Regions from separate parts of the Mus musculus genome. Here all the other regions are linked to region 1. Evidence: chromatin loops called from intact Hi-C (ENCODE). Cell type or tissue: left cerebral cortex. All regions are shown on one strand.

Region 1 (5,000 bases):
ATGATGATGATGCCCCCTCATTTTCTTTGCCCTGCTAGCTACAAGTACAGTCCTTTTATTTAACCTCTGAGCTTTCTCCAAGTTCAAAGCTCAGGGGACAAAGTGCATTCTGCACAGGCCCAACCAAAAACTCATTTTGTGCATTAAGATATCCACTAAAAGTAGACAGCTCCATGCAAATGAGAACAAAGAGGAACTTCTATTGAAGCTTAATTACACTCCATACTTCACAGATGATGGAAATCAAGAAGAGGAAGATACAGATGCACCAGGACACAGAAGGGGAAGATGGCAGGCTACCTTATCTTTAGCTTACCTTGCCAAAAAGTCCTCCATAAACTAGTAACGGGGGAAGTAGCCACTGACAATGGTAAGCAGCACTGCCTCTTGCTAAAATCCACGGTATAACTATCCTTCCCTTAGATTTCCTGCATCCTACCACAGCCGGAGATGTTAAAGCTGTCTGAATGTGGACTATGTTAGAAAAAGAAGAAACTAAGCAAGGTCTTTAGAACCTCGGCATTTTTATCAGATTAGAGCACGTTATCCGTCTACTAAACGTCTTTAAAGTGATTCAGCCAGCCAGCAGGACGGCTTTCAATGCAATGCTATTTTTTTAATATGGAATGTCCTTGAAAATATTGCTTAAGCTGCCACAGCCTTAACAAATAGGCAGTTACCATATTTAATCAATTATTATCTCTGAAATGTATTATTTAGCAAACCTTCAAACAGTCAATCAGAGAAAGTCTGCAGGGTTTGCCTGAATCGCTCATTCCATCCACCTTGCCCACATCCTTCAGTTCCACACAAAAAAACGTTAATGAAGCCGAATCTATCAGAGCAAAGGGGACAGTGTACCAGATCCACTCAACAGCCTAGGTCTATGGAGAAATAATGTCCCATTTATCCTCTCAGAAGATTAAAGCATCTTTAACACCATTCCCTGAGCAACGGCGCTCCTCAAAGATGAAATTTACGGCACGTCACATTTTATCTTAAAAATGTGTATGCTTCATAATAATTTCATATTTAAGTTCTCTATCAGCAATTTTTACATGACAAGCATTCAGATTCTGAAATCCCAGACCACAGACAACAGTATGCAGTGCCTCTTAAGTTTACTCTGTTGGCATGCCTTTTGTTATGGTTGGCTTCTCCAAAAACCTGCTTGGCACATTCAAACAGACTCAAAATGAATGCCCAACACATTTGTTTGCAGTGCTAAATATCATGGTCTCCAGGCCAGGATTTCTTTAAAAAAAAAAAAAAAAAAAGTACAACTTTAAAACTTTCTAGATAGTAATAGAATGTGTGCTCCAAATTTTAGCTTAACTATTATTTTAAACACACACACACACACACACACACACACACACACACACACACGGGGGAGGGGGGCTCGGCAGCAGCTTTGGGCCACCAGTGTTATCTGCAGAACAAACCCGGCAATGCCCTGACATACACCTTCCTATAGGAGTGTGCTATAGAGCTCTCCTACTATCAAGATTAGTGCTTTTGCCATTTGCCCTCTACTTTGCTTAATCTGGCAAACGTGTGTCCAAAATGCAGCCCTTTGGCAGAGCCTACTAACACTACTGCCATCTTAGACCCATTATCTCTACCCTGCTGCACAAATTCACCCTAATAAAGGGCTGCTTTGTGCCCCAGGTCATTACAAGCAGATCCCTCTGTAACAGTCTTCCCCCAAAGACTCACATCTAACATCCAACTGTCCCCCAGCCCCCACCCCTGGTACTGTTTTACATGACTTCCAAGATCTACAAACAGCATGCCCTGCCTTTGTTTTCTTTCCTGTTGGACAAATGACTGAACGTCAACAAGGAAGCCACTGAACACACTGCAAATCCTCCCCTTGCCCCGACTCATGACAGCTCTCCATAGCACAGGCGTAATTCTAGAAGCTAGCTAGCTAGCAAGCAGTCGCAAAAGCTTAAGGCCAGGAGCATTCTGTATGTGTCTACAAAGCAACAGGTACTTTCCAAACTACAGAAACCGAGCAAGACACATGCAAACCTGAACTCCACTCCCAGGTCCCTGCGTCCCTGCTATAACTCTGAACTATTCTCACAACATTCGATATCTGAAATCACAATGACATTAAGCGGGTGTTAGAGTTGAGGTGTAGATCCTATCCACACCTCGATGCATCTCAGTATTTCTGCAGAATTAAAAAATTGCTTGGAAGGGCCAGAGATGTAGTAATACTTGTTGTATACCAACCCCATTGGCAGCTGCCATCTGCACTATTGTCTCTATTGCTGATTTATTAAAATACCGCCCATCTCCACCGACCACCAGTGATGATCCCTGGCGATCTTTGAGGTCTATGGAAAAGAATATGCTCTGGATGAAATTCTCCAGATAGCAAGGCTTTTCCTCAAAGTAATAGGTGTTCTTCCGTAATCCACTTGTTCCTGGCTTCTGGTCATGGTAAGGAGCTGTGGCAAAAGTCAGCAGTGGGAGTGGACCCTCTTCTGTTTTCCTGTATGTCCCAGAAATCCATTCTTCAAAGTCACTCATCTTTCATATCCAATACTTGGCTCTGTGAGGGTGTCCAGGAAGTAGCTGAGGGTCCCCCAAATGGTCTATCGGACCTGAAGCTGCCACAGTGTCCTTTGAGTAAACAACACAGAATTTTCCTTTGGACCATCACTGTCGGTTAGGAAGTCTCATTAATTCCCTATGGTGATTGTCTCCTGAGACAAAGTTACGGGTCACACACCCACCCATACCCCCCCCACACGAAGCAGATCTTCAAAGTCGTTCGGATGAAGATCCTTCTGCCCACACAATGAAGCTGAACACCCTTCAATTATTTTTGCCTCGTTTCCCGTTAGGGCAGAGTGCCCCGGAGCGCTGCCTACAACAGACTTTGGTTTCAGACACCAGAGAGCTGCCAGCCTCTGCTCTGGAAGCCAAGGCTAAGATGGAACAACTGCAGTCCCTAAAGCAGGCTAGGACAAGATACCGGGTATGGCTCTCACTTTCCCTGCTGCCTCTTGAACTGGAGCCTCTGGGCCATCTGCAGCTAAAGTTGTTTAGAGCCACTGAGCAAATAAAAGGTCAAGCTTAAAATGGGAGCGGGATCTCAGTTACCTCTGGTCTCCCTGCTTCGATGCCATTCTGAGACCCACAGAATTATGTCCTTCCCACACGCCATCCCAGGTAGAAGAGAAATGATCAGCTAGCGGAACCAACCGATCTGCTCATTGGCCACCAAGAATTTAACCAAATGGGGCTGGAGTACAGCTTAGGGAGAATGCTCTTGTCAGCATGGGCAATGCCCAGGGGCATCTCCAGCACTGGGGGTAACAATGGCTTAGTGAGAGTATCCACCAACATTTAGGCTCTCCTCTTAAATTTATAGAAAAATGACTCTAGGGATTCACCACATTTTTGAGAAATACAGAACAATGAGGAGTTGATAGATATATTTTCCTATGTATATAAACCTGGATCAGTTGCTAATAATTAGACAAATAATAGGATAATATGATTAATTATTTTGGATAGGGTCCTACTATATAACCCAGACTGGCCTTGATCATGTAGCTCACATGGCATTGGAACGTGAAATCCTGCTAGCCTCTGCTGACATACAGGCATATGACACTGTCTGTTTAAACAGACTTTACTCTCAAGAAAACACTTTAAACATTTTTATTTTCATTTATGTGTATATGTGTATGTCTGGCTGCTATATGCCATGTGTACCTATGGAGCCAGAAGAGGACAGTGGATGCCCTAGATCTGTAGTTACAGACAGCTGTGAAGTAGCTGGGTCTGAGTGCTGAGAACCAACCTCTGGAAGAACAGTACCCTCTCTTAACTGCCAAGAATTTCTCCAGCCTTCTCAAGGAAACATTTTAATGAAGCAAATTGTCTTTTACATTTGAAGAACCTAAAATGTTTTAAAACAGTTTATCTCAACAAATTTAATATCTAATATCCTCTGTCCCCTGAGGTTTTCCTAATAATCAATTTAAAATTCATCCTGTGAGTTTCTTGTCTAGGTCAGCAGAAATTACCAATTAAGAAGCCGTATCATCAAAGTTTAAAAAGTAAACCAGGACTGGTCAAACCACAGGTCTGGGGAGTCTGATAGGAAGTGGAGAGTAAGGTTTTGAAGGGAGCTGTGAATCACCACCTTTGAAAACCAAAATTATTTATCTACCAGGGTGCCAATTTGGGTGTGACAGAAGACAAGCTCTGTAAGCAGCTAGCTAGCCTCTCAGAGGCAGGAATAGTCCTGTGATGGGGGAGGAGCAGCTGCCTAGCACAGGATCAGCAGAGTTAATGGGCACATGGCTGAAAAGCACTCAACTGGCATGGGAGCCTGGTGTCCTTCATAGAGCAGACATGGCCACACTGACCAACTACCCACAGCTCAAGTCCCATTGGATCGCTGGATCATATGGTCCAAGTGGAGAGCAGCCTGCACAGCAGCCTGGACCTGCTGAAGAGCTGTCTCCTGTTCCAGCCCCAACACAAAGCTAGCAGCTTTCTGAGTCACTTGGTGTATGGGCCTGAGTAGCACACCCAAGTGTGGAATGTGCTGTCTCCAAAATTCAAACAGGTTTCTCCCGGGTGGTAGGAGTGGGCAAGTGTAGTAACTTACCCTCCACCTTAGAAGGTCAATCTCTCCATGCCCCACACCACTTGATGCTTGGGAATTCCACTGAGGTAGAAGGCCCTTGAATTTTGGTTGGATTTATTTCCCATCCTCTGATGTACATATACGTTTTATCAACAAATCCAAAGTGGTTGCTACCTCCTGCTCACATGGTGCAATCGGCACCATGTCGTCCATATAGTAGACCAGTGTGATAGTTTGTGGAAGAGACAGGTGATCAAGATCCCTTATGACACGGGGCTGGAGTTGATACACCTCTGAGAGAGAACTGTAACTGTATACTGCTGGCCTTGCCAACTGAAAGCAAAGAGAAAGAAAATCTGCAGATGTGAAAACAGCCCAT
Region 2 (5,000 bases), 450 kb before region 1:
ATCTGGCAAAAATGTACTCTGTCTGACACAGGACATTCTCCAGCACTTCACATTCATCACGACACAAGTCACGGGGCTTTGGGACAGATGAGGTTTCGTCACAGTACGGGAAGGCGTAGTGGCACAAGGAAGGGATGGCGAACTGAGAGCACTTATCAGATAAATGGCTGGAGGTGCCAATCATGGTGAAGGCAGCTGAAAAACAAACAGAGCTATTAACTCCCAGGGGCCAGGGTTTATCTCTGCCGTGATCCAGTCAACAGATACCAGGGAGAAATACACTGCAGGGAATCTGCTGGGCTGAAGCCCACAAGGCCAAGGGAAGGAGATTCATTTCAGATGTCTAAGCATCTCACTTTCACGGGCTTGAAAAAATCATTTTGACTACAAAGTTAGAAAAACAGGATTGAATTACATATGTACCATTTCCTAATAAAAAGAATTAATTGGGTTAAAGTACAATATATTTTTCTTTGTTTTTTTCTCTCTACAGAGAGAGTGTTTCACCCTGTACTTTTTTCTTTTTCTTTTTTTTTTAATTAATTTTCTGAGGCTCTAAGACATCTGACAGCCCAAGGTCAGAGCTTGTTTCAGGCAGGGTTGAGCGGAACATAGCACTGCGTTGCCTGATGGCAAGAGTTGTTGGGTGGCTTTGTATCATTTGCTTCGTTTCATCGTGCCTTGAATACTGTCTATTCCATCTTTGGAAAATGACGCGATACACCAGAAGACCACAGTTCAGTTGTCCCAGTGTGCATCTCCATATCTTGGGGTCTGTTAGCCTAACCTCACACTGCACAGGGCATTGTCCCAGTATGTGTTGTGGGATCTCAGGGTCTGTTAGCCAAATCTTACACTGCAGGGCATCTATCCCAGAAGTGCACCAGCCCTGTAGGCCCCCCAAGAGGCTGGTTACATTGTTTCACAAACTGAGTTCCTTGGGACCATTAATCCCACAGTTTATCAAGGGCTTCTGAGAAGGGCCACAGAGGCTAACAAGTCTGGGAAACGTTGGGTCAAAAAGAATGAAATGAGTTTTCCAAAAACAAAATGGAACTATAATACTTTCCAGCAAGCTGATACCCATGGAACATGTGCAAGAGAGGGCTATTATACATTGTTTACCAAATATTTATATCAGAATGCCATTTATTTAATGTGTATCCTTATTTTAAAGTGTGTCCAAACGCTCTTATACTGGGTAGAAACCCTGGGCTCAGTGGCCCCTCTCTGTCCAGCCTGTGTCTACTCTTGTTTTCAACCTCCACCCCCGCAGCCCCCCACCCCTGAGGGCTTCAGCAAAAGCCACTCCACTTCCTGTCCATGTTTTGGTTCAACAGTTCCCCTCAGCTGCTTCTCAGTTCTGTCAAGTTGCTCAGAGAACAGAGTTTCTGGCCCTTTCTCTCTCCCATATTTCTGTCCTGGATTGGTCCATATGTCTCCTAAAATCTTCAAGTCAAAGTGGTGCATGATGGCCTGCCCCTCCCCCCAGTCTTGTTAGGAAGTGTTTCACTTTGGGGCTCATGGAGAACAGCAAGTCTCTTGATGTTGTCTCTGTAACAACAGCTCTGGGATCAATGTTCTAGTCCTTGTTTGTTCTAGTCTACACCATGCTGCCTCCAAACGCAAGCTCTGTGAGGGTAGAGACACACCTGGCTCCTTCACGCCCTCATAGTCCCGAGTGTCCAGTCTGGTCCCAGGGTACCGAAAGCACTCAGGAATATTTATTGAGTGTTTGCACGAATGTGAGACTTCTCGAAGCTTCCTTTTCCTCCAAGGCTAACCTCTAATAAATTATTTTAATGTAAATTCCAGAGCACAGAGATCACATCTTATGCCTCTTTATGGTCCCACTCCCAACCCTAAGCTTAGCCTAATTCTCTGTCAGGAAAGAAGCCCAGAAAAACTCCTGGCAAGAAAAAAAAATAGTTAAGGAAGGCTAAGTATCACTTCTTTGATGTTACCTACCTGTGATCTGATTTTCTATTTCCCCCTGCATATGCAAAGACTCCATATACACAGTGCGGTTGCCAATAAATCGTGCACATGCAATGCCTCGGTACGGCTGACAGAATCCATCTTCTTCATACTCATCTCTAAAAACAAAGCACAATGATTCTTAGAACAGAACTACCCTCACACACTACTCACTCTGGCTTTGCAATGCTCTAAATGGTCACAAGGGGGCGCAGTTGGGCACCATATAATGAAGACTACATTTACAGACTTTTTTTTTTTTTTTTTATAAATTCAGTTTTCAAACATCCCTTAAAACATCTGTTGGTCACGTTGGTCAAGTTTCCTACACCCCCAGAAAATCATCCTGAAGCGCAAAAATCATCCTTAAATATGGGAAAGAACTTTTATTTTTGCAGCTGGTGGTGTGCTGGAAGATGATGTAGCCCTGTGAGGGAAGAGGAAGCAAGCTGGAAATCTGGGCACATGCGCTACAGTTTTGTTTTGTTTTGTTTTTCTAAGTGCAGATTATTTCTGCTCCATTTGCTACAAAGGCGTGCGCACATTAGCCACAAGATCCACACCAACTGACATGTCAATTAGGAGATCCACAGGGTAGGAAGCTAGTATGGCTAGGAGGGAGGATGGGAGGGTTTCCTGGCTCCTCACTGGGTACAACTTGTCCTGTCTATCTTCAAGAAGCCAGAGCAAGCCACAGACCAAAAGACTGGAGACCAGCCACTCCAAAGAACTCCGAAGCAAGCATCAACAGACACTTTACCTCTCTCTGACCGTTAAAACTTTAAAAAAAAAAAAGGCCATAAGATTTTTGCTACTTTTAAATTAAAATAATAAGTGAACAAGGGAAGTGATTTTATCTTGAAGACAGGGGACGCCAGGCAATGACAAGAAAGCTGTAGTGCCACAAGTCATAGGACAGGAGACCAGGATCCAAGACGGACATCCCACTCCTCAATGGGGATGCACAAGACACAGGGCAGAGCCAGAGGGTAGAACAACAGATGTAGGCTCCCCTGAAGACTGCCTGCTACATCTGTGAGTTCACCTTTACCCCAGTTCTTCCCCTCTGGCTGATGTCAACACCCGTCTCCACGTATCACCCATTTGCCTTTCTTGACTTCTAAGTTAGAAGACAGGGTACCAAAATATTCTTCTTGTGCTCTCTAGGCAGGCTGGCCAAGACCTGTGCATCATGGTCCTTTGCCTTTAAAACAGGCTATAACTGGCCTCTTTGCCCTATAGGTATAAGCTATATGACCCCATCAAATAATATAAAAGCTTATTATTTGTTTGTGTGTTAATTTAGCAGTGCTGGAGATGGAACTAGGGCCTCATACAAGCCAAATGAGTACTTGCCACTGAGCTATGACCCCAGACACATTGATTTTGTTTATGACTGGTCTTTATATGTTGTCCAACCTCACTTTGAAGGTGTACTAGTTCTACCACAGTCTCTCAAGTGGCTGGGAGCTACCATGACTGGCTGCTAGAGAAGTCCCTTGAGACTGCAGAGATAGCACATAGCTGTCACTAATGTATTTATGGCAAACTTAGAGGACACTCATTCAAAAGGAAGACATTTGCTAAGTGCTTAATTTTTCTTTTCTGTTTGTTTCTCTTTCCTTCCTTCTCTCTCTTCCTTCCTTCCTTCCTTCCTTCCTTCCTTCCTTCCTTCCTTCCTTCCTTCCTTCCTTCCTTCCTTCCTTCCTTCCTTTCCTTCTCTCTCTCTTCCTTCCTTTTTTTCCTTCACTCTCTCTTTCTTCCTTCTTTCTTCCTCCCCCCCCCCCCCACTCTCTCTCTTTCACTATGGCCATGAGCAGAGCTATGTAGCTAGGTTTTGCTACCTACAGGTTTCCTATTCCTATGAGACTAGCAGGCTGAGGGTAGCCGCCAAAGGAGTGAAAAGCCATGAGACAGGATTCTCATTTTCTGCAGCTTCCTACACCAAGTCCCTAGACTTGAAGATGAAGATGAACTGAACGTCTTAGGTTCATCCTGAAATAGTTTGTAGAGCAAAGCCTTGGAAACTTCAAACCCATAACAAAGGAGCGTACCGTTTGCCTGACAGGAAGACCTGTGACTCCAGAGCTGCCCAGCCCCTCACGCACCCTACGTGTTTACTGTCAGAAATCCTACAGTAATGATGGAAGCCCTTTTTTGGCTTAAATCTTACCTGGGTTGTAAAATTAACCCAACTTTTATTGGGTAACGAATACCATAAACCTATAGGGAAAAGAAGGCTCTGGATGACCTCAAGTTGCTTTCTGGAAACCGAAGTAGAGACCAGGGTCTGCCCTGACGCACACTGTCCCTGCTACCCCAGGCCTTGCTCTCCTGTTCCCCCACATTAGTGGAGCCAGGATGTTTAAAGCATCTTTGTGAGAAAAGTTTTCCCTCCCTATGTTAAACTCTTAAGGTTTTCATTTATATCTCTTGGGAGGACAAAATCTTGGAACTACCCCCAGATATAAATCTCTAACCCACTGGGAGTTCCTATAGTTTATGAGTGAGGCTTAAGCTAAACTTCTTACCACTTTTCAAGTTCAAGACTCCTAAAAGTACTAAATATTTCTTCTTTTTCAAACTAAAGTGAGATTCAACTGGTTGGCTGCCCATTTCCAATCACCTGTTCACAGTTGCAGGTGTACTGGATTTTATTTTTATTATTATGCCCAGAACTTCTGCAATTTTGACCACTCTCTCTGGGACAGAGATTTCTTAACGAAAGAAAAAACAAAAACAAAACAAAACAAAAAAACCCCAAACCCAAAACAAGCAAGTGAGTATGCATTGCATCTGAGCAACTTTCAGCCTTGGCTGTATGTTAGGCTTTCTGCAGAAACACTTGAGATGGCTCAACTGCTAAAGCTGCTACCTACAGGCTGGACCATCTGAGCTCTGTCAACCCTTGGAAACTCCCTGTCTCCACCATGTAAGTAGAAGAAGAAAGCTGATATCACAATGTTGTCCTCTAACAACAGAAATGTGGTAGCATGCCTACCCAAGTACACCACACATATAAC
Region 3 (5,000 bases), 72 kb before region 1:
CCTCGAGGAGGGTACCAGTAAAGATAATAGTGGTAGTGGAAAATGGGACCATTTTCATCTAGGCATTTCCTCAACAGTTTGCCAGGCATCTACTGTACCCTAGACATCATGCTAAACACCAAGGAGGCAGGCGGACTGCATACAACTTGATGATGCTCTCCAGGAATGTTTCTGTGACTGAAGTTTGGCCCATGGAGCATGAGCAATGCACTGAATACCACGCCCCACCCCACCCCCATCTCCATGGCAAGGTTAGCAAACCTATCTCTTTTTGTTCTGAGAAAGGCGGGCCATCCAGAGGCCTTTCAGCTTCCTTCTGGTATATCTTTGGCTTGTCTGTGCTATCTTCGCTCTTGCTTTCTCCATCACACCACCGGACATAAGTCCTCCACCTGGGAACTCGACGTATGCCCCTAGTATTTTGCACCTGCTTTCTATCGAATGTCTTGTGCCTAAAATCATGCATTTATCTCTCTTCTTTTTGTAAATACAGGTCTCCTCCGTGAGTTGAACAGTTGTGACAAACTATCTTTCCTGTTAATCCCCCAAGTCTCTCGAGACATATAAGGGGTACAGATGGGGGTCCGTGTTTTCCTGGCGTTCCATTGATGTGCCCTTTTGAATGAAAAGCTTCTCACCTTAACTTTACCAATCCTGAATCTCTCTAAGGCAACTGATGTTTATACTCTCTGTGTCTTAGTAGATTCAGGTTGCCATAAGAAAACTACATAAACTGAGTAGATTATAGACAACAGAAATTTGTTTCACGTGTATTTGGAAACTGGGAAATCTAGATTTGGTAACAGCCTGGGCTATATAGCGAGACTCCGTTCTGAGCAGGCGAGCAAGCAAACAGTTGACTGAGACTAGACTATGGAGGCATGCTTCCACGGAAGTAACAGAGATTCAGGGGTCAGAAGGACCTGGAAACCCTGGGCAAAGATGACTGAGGGAAGAGATTGGTCACATGCTGGCTGTTGGGGGATATTAAGCTGGAAGATGACTTTTAGATTTGACAGAGATCGCTGACCCACAGACAATATCTTCTTTCTGTGTTCTCACATCGTACAGGGGCTAAGAAGTATCTCTCTGGCTTCTTGTCTATGACACTAATGTCACGCCTATGGCCTGATTACTTCTTCAAAGATCCACTTTCAAATGCCACCATAACCTTGGTGATTAGGATTTCAGCGTATTAGCTTGATGGGACAAAACATTCAGACCACAGCACTTCACCACCTAACTTACTCCAAAGATATCAGAGCACTATTCCTCCTGCTTATAGACTCCTGAACATGCACCATCTATGTTTCCCCCTGAGGGTTGTCATAGTTTCCTTTCAAAAGCCACCAGCGATCTCTGTCAAATCTAAAAGTCATCTTCCAGCTTAATATGTGAAAGTGTCCATGAGCTCTCTGGAGTATGGAGACGGTTGTATAAGTCGAAAGCCTCGATTCACTGTGTAGAGGTCATTTGCTTTTCACATCTTATAAAGCACATCCCAGGACCAAAGCATCGGGCTGTTCATTACCACGTGCTCAAAGCCTGCCATTTCTATTTTGCTAGCCGGTGGGTTGCTGCATTGGAGGCTCCTGGCTTTCTAGAATACCACCAAGTAATTGCCTTACAAATCCTGAAGATCAATTGTTCCACAAAGACATATTATGTCTTAACACCGGTGAACATTTTTGTGTTTTTTCAGTTTTGTTTTAATTCCCAAACACTTGTTAGTTTTGCTGAAATCTCACAGGTTTTACATTGGACCTGATTTCTTTTTAGTATATGATATAAGAACCTGCGAACAGACCATAAAGCCTTGAGGCAGGTTTCTACAAGAGAAAGGGGGAAAGATTTTTACTGCTGTCTTTATTTTTCCAGCTCCTGCATAAATAAGGGAAGTTAAGCATACTTCCTGTAGGCTTTCAGCCACAAGGACCAACTCTGAACTGTCATGTTGCCGCCCTCTACTGGTAGCAATGGCAGCTGATCTGCTTTCTAAAGCTAAGGTTGGGTCTTTGGCTTTGAAAACATCAAGAGTTTGGGGGCTAAAAAAAAATGTTTTTGTTTGTCAGAATTTGACGAGCAGAGGCAGATACAATTGGCTCCCTGAAGTAAAAAGCTCTCTTCTGTTTCAGAACCCTTTAGATGAACTCTTCTGTAGTTCTTATAGTCACTAAGTCATAATCACACCTGTTTATATTTGTTTACTGTTGTAGGTCACAGGTCTTGAATTATAGCAGGTGCTCAATTAATGGTCACCAGCTACAGGTATGAGTAAGCTAGCAGAAAAAAACATAGTTTGCATTTTTCATCTTTAGAATTGTTTTTTAAAGGGAAGGAGATGTAGAACATAACTCAATGTTCTTGCTAACAGATTTTAAAATAAAAGCAATGCCTTTCTCCTACAAGTGAGCAGAATAAAATGCCTGGCACTGTTTAGATTGGGGTCATTAGACTTTCAAGCTAATGGCTATACTTTTCATTTCTTTCTTTGAGGTTCTCAGTAATTGCAGGGTGGTTGAATTCTTTTTCTTTTTCTTTTTTTTTTTCCTTTTTTTTTCTTTTCCTTCTTCTTCTAGAAAGCTGAAGAAGGGAAACTAAGTTGCGCGTAGCTGTGGCAATCCAGCAGCCGTGCATGTTCTGCTGGGAATGCCTGCTCTGGGTTTGCCTCCTTCTTCTGGCCTCCTGGAAGCTACAGGCCATGTATAAAACCCAAGATCAGTCACCTGAAACCCTTGCCGTAGACTTGGGCTCCTATGGAAATGGAGAAATCATTAAATGGTTTTATAGCAGCAGTTATGGGGTTGGGCAGAGAGAGGGCTTGGCTGGAGTAGACAAGTCTCCAACAAAAGGGAAGCAACCTGAACTAGGGGTGTAGCTGAGTGGAAGAGTGCTTGCTTAGCATGTGGGCTGCCCCTGGTTCAATCCCCAGCGCCAAGGGCAGGAGGCTGGGAGACAACAAGAAGGTTCCATTCTCAGAGCCTTGGGGAACCATCTGAGGTCTCACCTGTATTCCCAGATTTTCTGGTATCTGTGACTTCTAGTTAGTTCACCTGTTACCTTAATGAAACCAGAGACTATTTCTGTACTTTATATAATAATAATAATAATAATAATAATAATAATAATAATAATAATAAATGTAATATCAGCCAACAGAAAGGGAGATGCCAGGAAAGAGAGAGAGAGAGAGAGAGAGAGAGAGAGAGAGAGAGAGAGAGAGAGAGAGAGAGAGAGAAGAAAGTGAGGGAGGGGAGAAGAAAGAAGGGGACAGAAGAAAGAAGAGAAGGGACCAAAGAAAATGAAGCTGGAGATGTCTTCTGGTTGATAGATGGTGCCTTGCACATGCTCAGTGCATGGTGGGCATCCCCAAAGTCAGACAAGAGGAAAACTGATTTTCAATATTCATTGTCTGGGTTGTTTTGTCTTGGTTTTGCCCTTTTGTTTGTTTGGGGTTTGTTTCGTGGAGTTCTTCTCAGGTGGGTTCTTACTCTGTCACCTTGACTCAAATAGCTTCTGGGGGGAATTATAAATGTGAGCCACCATGTCCAGCCAAAAATCTCCTTTTTAATAAAGCACAGAATTCTTGTTTGGTATGGCAACTCTAGCAGCCCTTTCAGGGCCAACCAAACCTAAATCAGCCACTCAGAGTGCTTGGTCCACTGACCATCAGGAGCTACCTGGAGGCTCCAGAAAAAGCAATTATCTGCCTCTTCTCATATCCACTAAGTCCAAATCTGCATTTTAACAATGCCCTGAGAGGTTCCTGAGTACATCCCACTGTGAAAAGTCTCTGAGATCCAGGCTGCCTTACCATCTCAAACCTCACGGTTTCATCAACACAGTGAAGAAAATAAAGCCAACTAGACTATGGTTGGAACCTGTGAAACTACTAATATGTCACCATTTCCACCTACAGAAACAGTATTGTATTCATATGATTCAAAACATTAAGTAAAGTTGTCCATAGCTGGAAAGAAGGTGAGATGAGTAAAATTGTCTCTAGACTAACTCTTAGTTAGTTAGTTAGTTAGTTAGTTAGTTAGTTGTTAATTTTCAAACAAACTCTCAATGCTTAAAACTCTGGAAGCAAGCCACTATATCTTGGGTAGAAAGGGAGACGTTAATGAGTGAGTTATTCTATTCAATTGTGCATTGTTTCCTTTGAGTCTCATCTGTGCTATTTATTATACAAGATACTGAGGATCCTGAGTCCCCAGGCTGGAGTCCTTGATGGAGAATGAGCTTGGAGGTACTCAGCTTTGCTACTGGCCCACAACATGAGACATCATTACATCCATTCTTTCAACCTACTCTCTCACACACAAAGCCTTCAGAAGGGATTCAGTTCCCTGCAGAAATATGAAGACTAAGGCTGAGAATTTAGCAAATGTCCAAGACCAGCTGGTGAATGATGAAATTAAAGATAGAATCTAGTCCAGGTTTCCTAACCATGTGGTCAATGCTACACTGTATCAGCATGGCATGTGGAGCCCACAGATCTACTTTCCTTCCTTACTTTCTTTCCTTTCCTTCTTTCTTTCTTTCTTTCTTTCTTTCTTTCTTTCTTTCTTTCTTTCTTCCTTCCTTCCTTCCTTTCTTTCTTTTTTCCTTCCTTCCTTCCTTCCTTCATTCCTTCCTTCCTTCCTTTCTTCCTTTGCTTTTCTCTCTTTCTTTCTCTCATACTTTCTCTCTTTCTTTCTTTCTTTCTTTCTTTCTTTCTTTCTTTCTTTCTTCCTTCCTTCCTTCCTTCCTTCCTTCCTTTCTTTCTTTCTTTCTTTCTTTCTTTCTTTCTTTCTTTCTTTTTTTCAACTGCTTCATTCTTTTCTAATCTTATCACCCCCTTACTCCTTCTGACATCCAACTCTAATTTGGTAAGCAGTTGAATCACACAACAAATTGCTTAGTTTGGAAAGGAAGGACTGCTTTTTATTTGGATCAACTTGGTAGTATCTCCTGGGTTACTGTAAAAGAAAATATTATGGCCCTTGATGAGTATT

The links. Hi-C counts contacts between places; a loop is a spot of excess contacts. Peaks named below come from ENCODE experiments on the same cell type or tissue, not always from the same donor. Only the 100,000 strongest peaks of a DNase experiment are listed, where the experiment ranks them.
Region 2: a loop joins it to region 1, with 2.0 times the contacts of the local background. A loop is called at or near these places in 17 of 42 quality-filtered maps.
Region 3: a loop joins it to region 1, with 2.6 times the contacts of the local background. A loop is called at or near these places in 3 of 42 quality-filtered maps.

What each region holds. Positions count from the first base shown.
Region 1 is chr4:99,953,538-99,958,537 of GRCm38, reverse strand. All of the region lies in intron 1 of Pgm1 (phosphoglucomutase 1), which reads right to left. Among named protein-coding and RNA genes, the nearest start is that of BC062258, 26 kb to the right of the region's middle. In left cerebral cortex, no CTCF peak of the experiment used is centred here; a DNase peak (open chromatin) is centred at 2,926.
Region 2 is chr4:100,404,909-100,409,908 of GRCm38, reverse strand. Ror1 (receptor tyrosine kinase-like orphan receptor 1) reads right to left here. Exons shown (of 9, transcript NM_013845.5): 5 at 1,969-2,096; 6 at 1-195. Among named protein-coding and RNA genes, the nearest start is that of Gm35760, 14 kb to the right of the region's middle. In left cerebral cortex, a CTCF peak has its summit at 2,172 (motif pointing right); DNase peaks (open chromatin) are centred at 2,181 and 2,473.
Region 3 is chr4:100,025,789-100,030,788 of GRCm38, reverse strand. No RefSeq gene overlaps it. Among named protein-coding and RNA genes, the nearest start is that of Gm35701, 67 kb to the left of the region's middle. In left cerebral cortex, a CTCF peak has its summit at 1,963 (motif pointing left); a DNase peak (open chromatin) is centred at 1,957.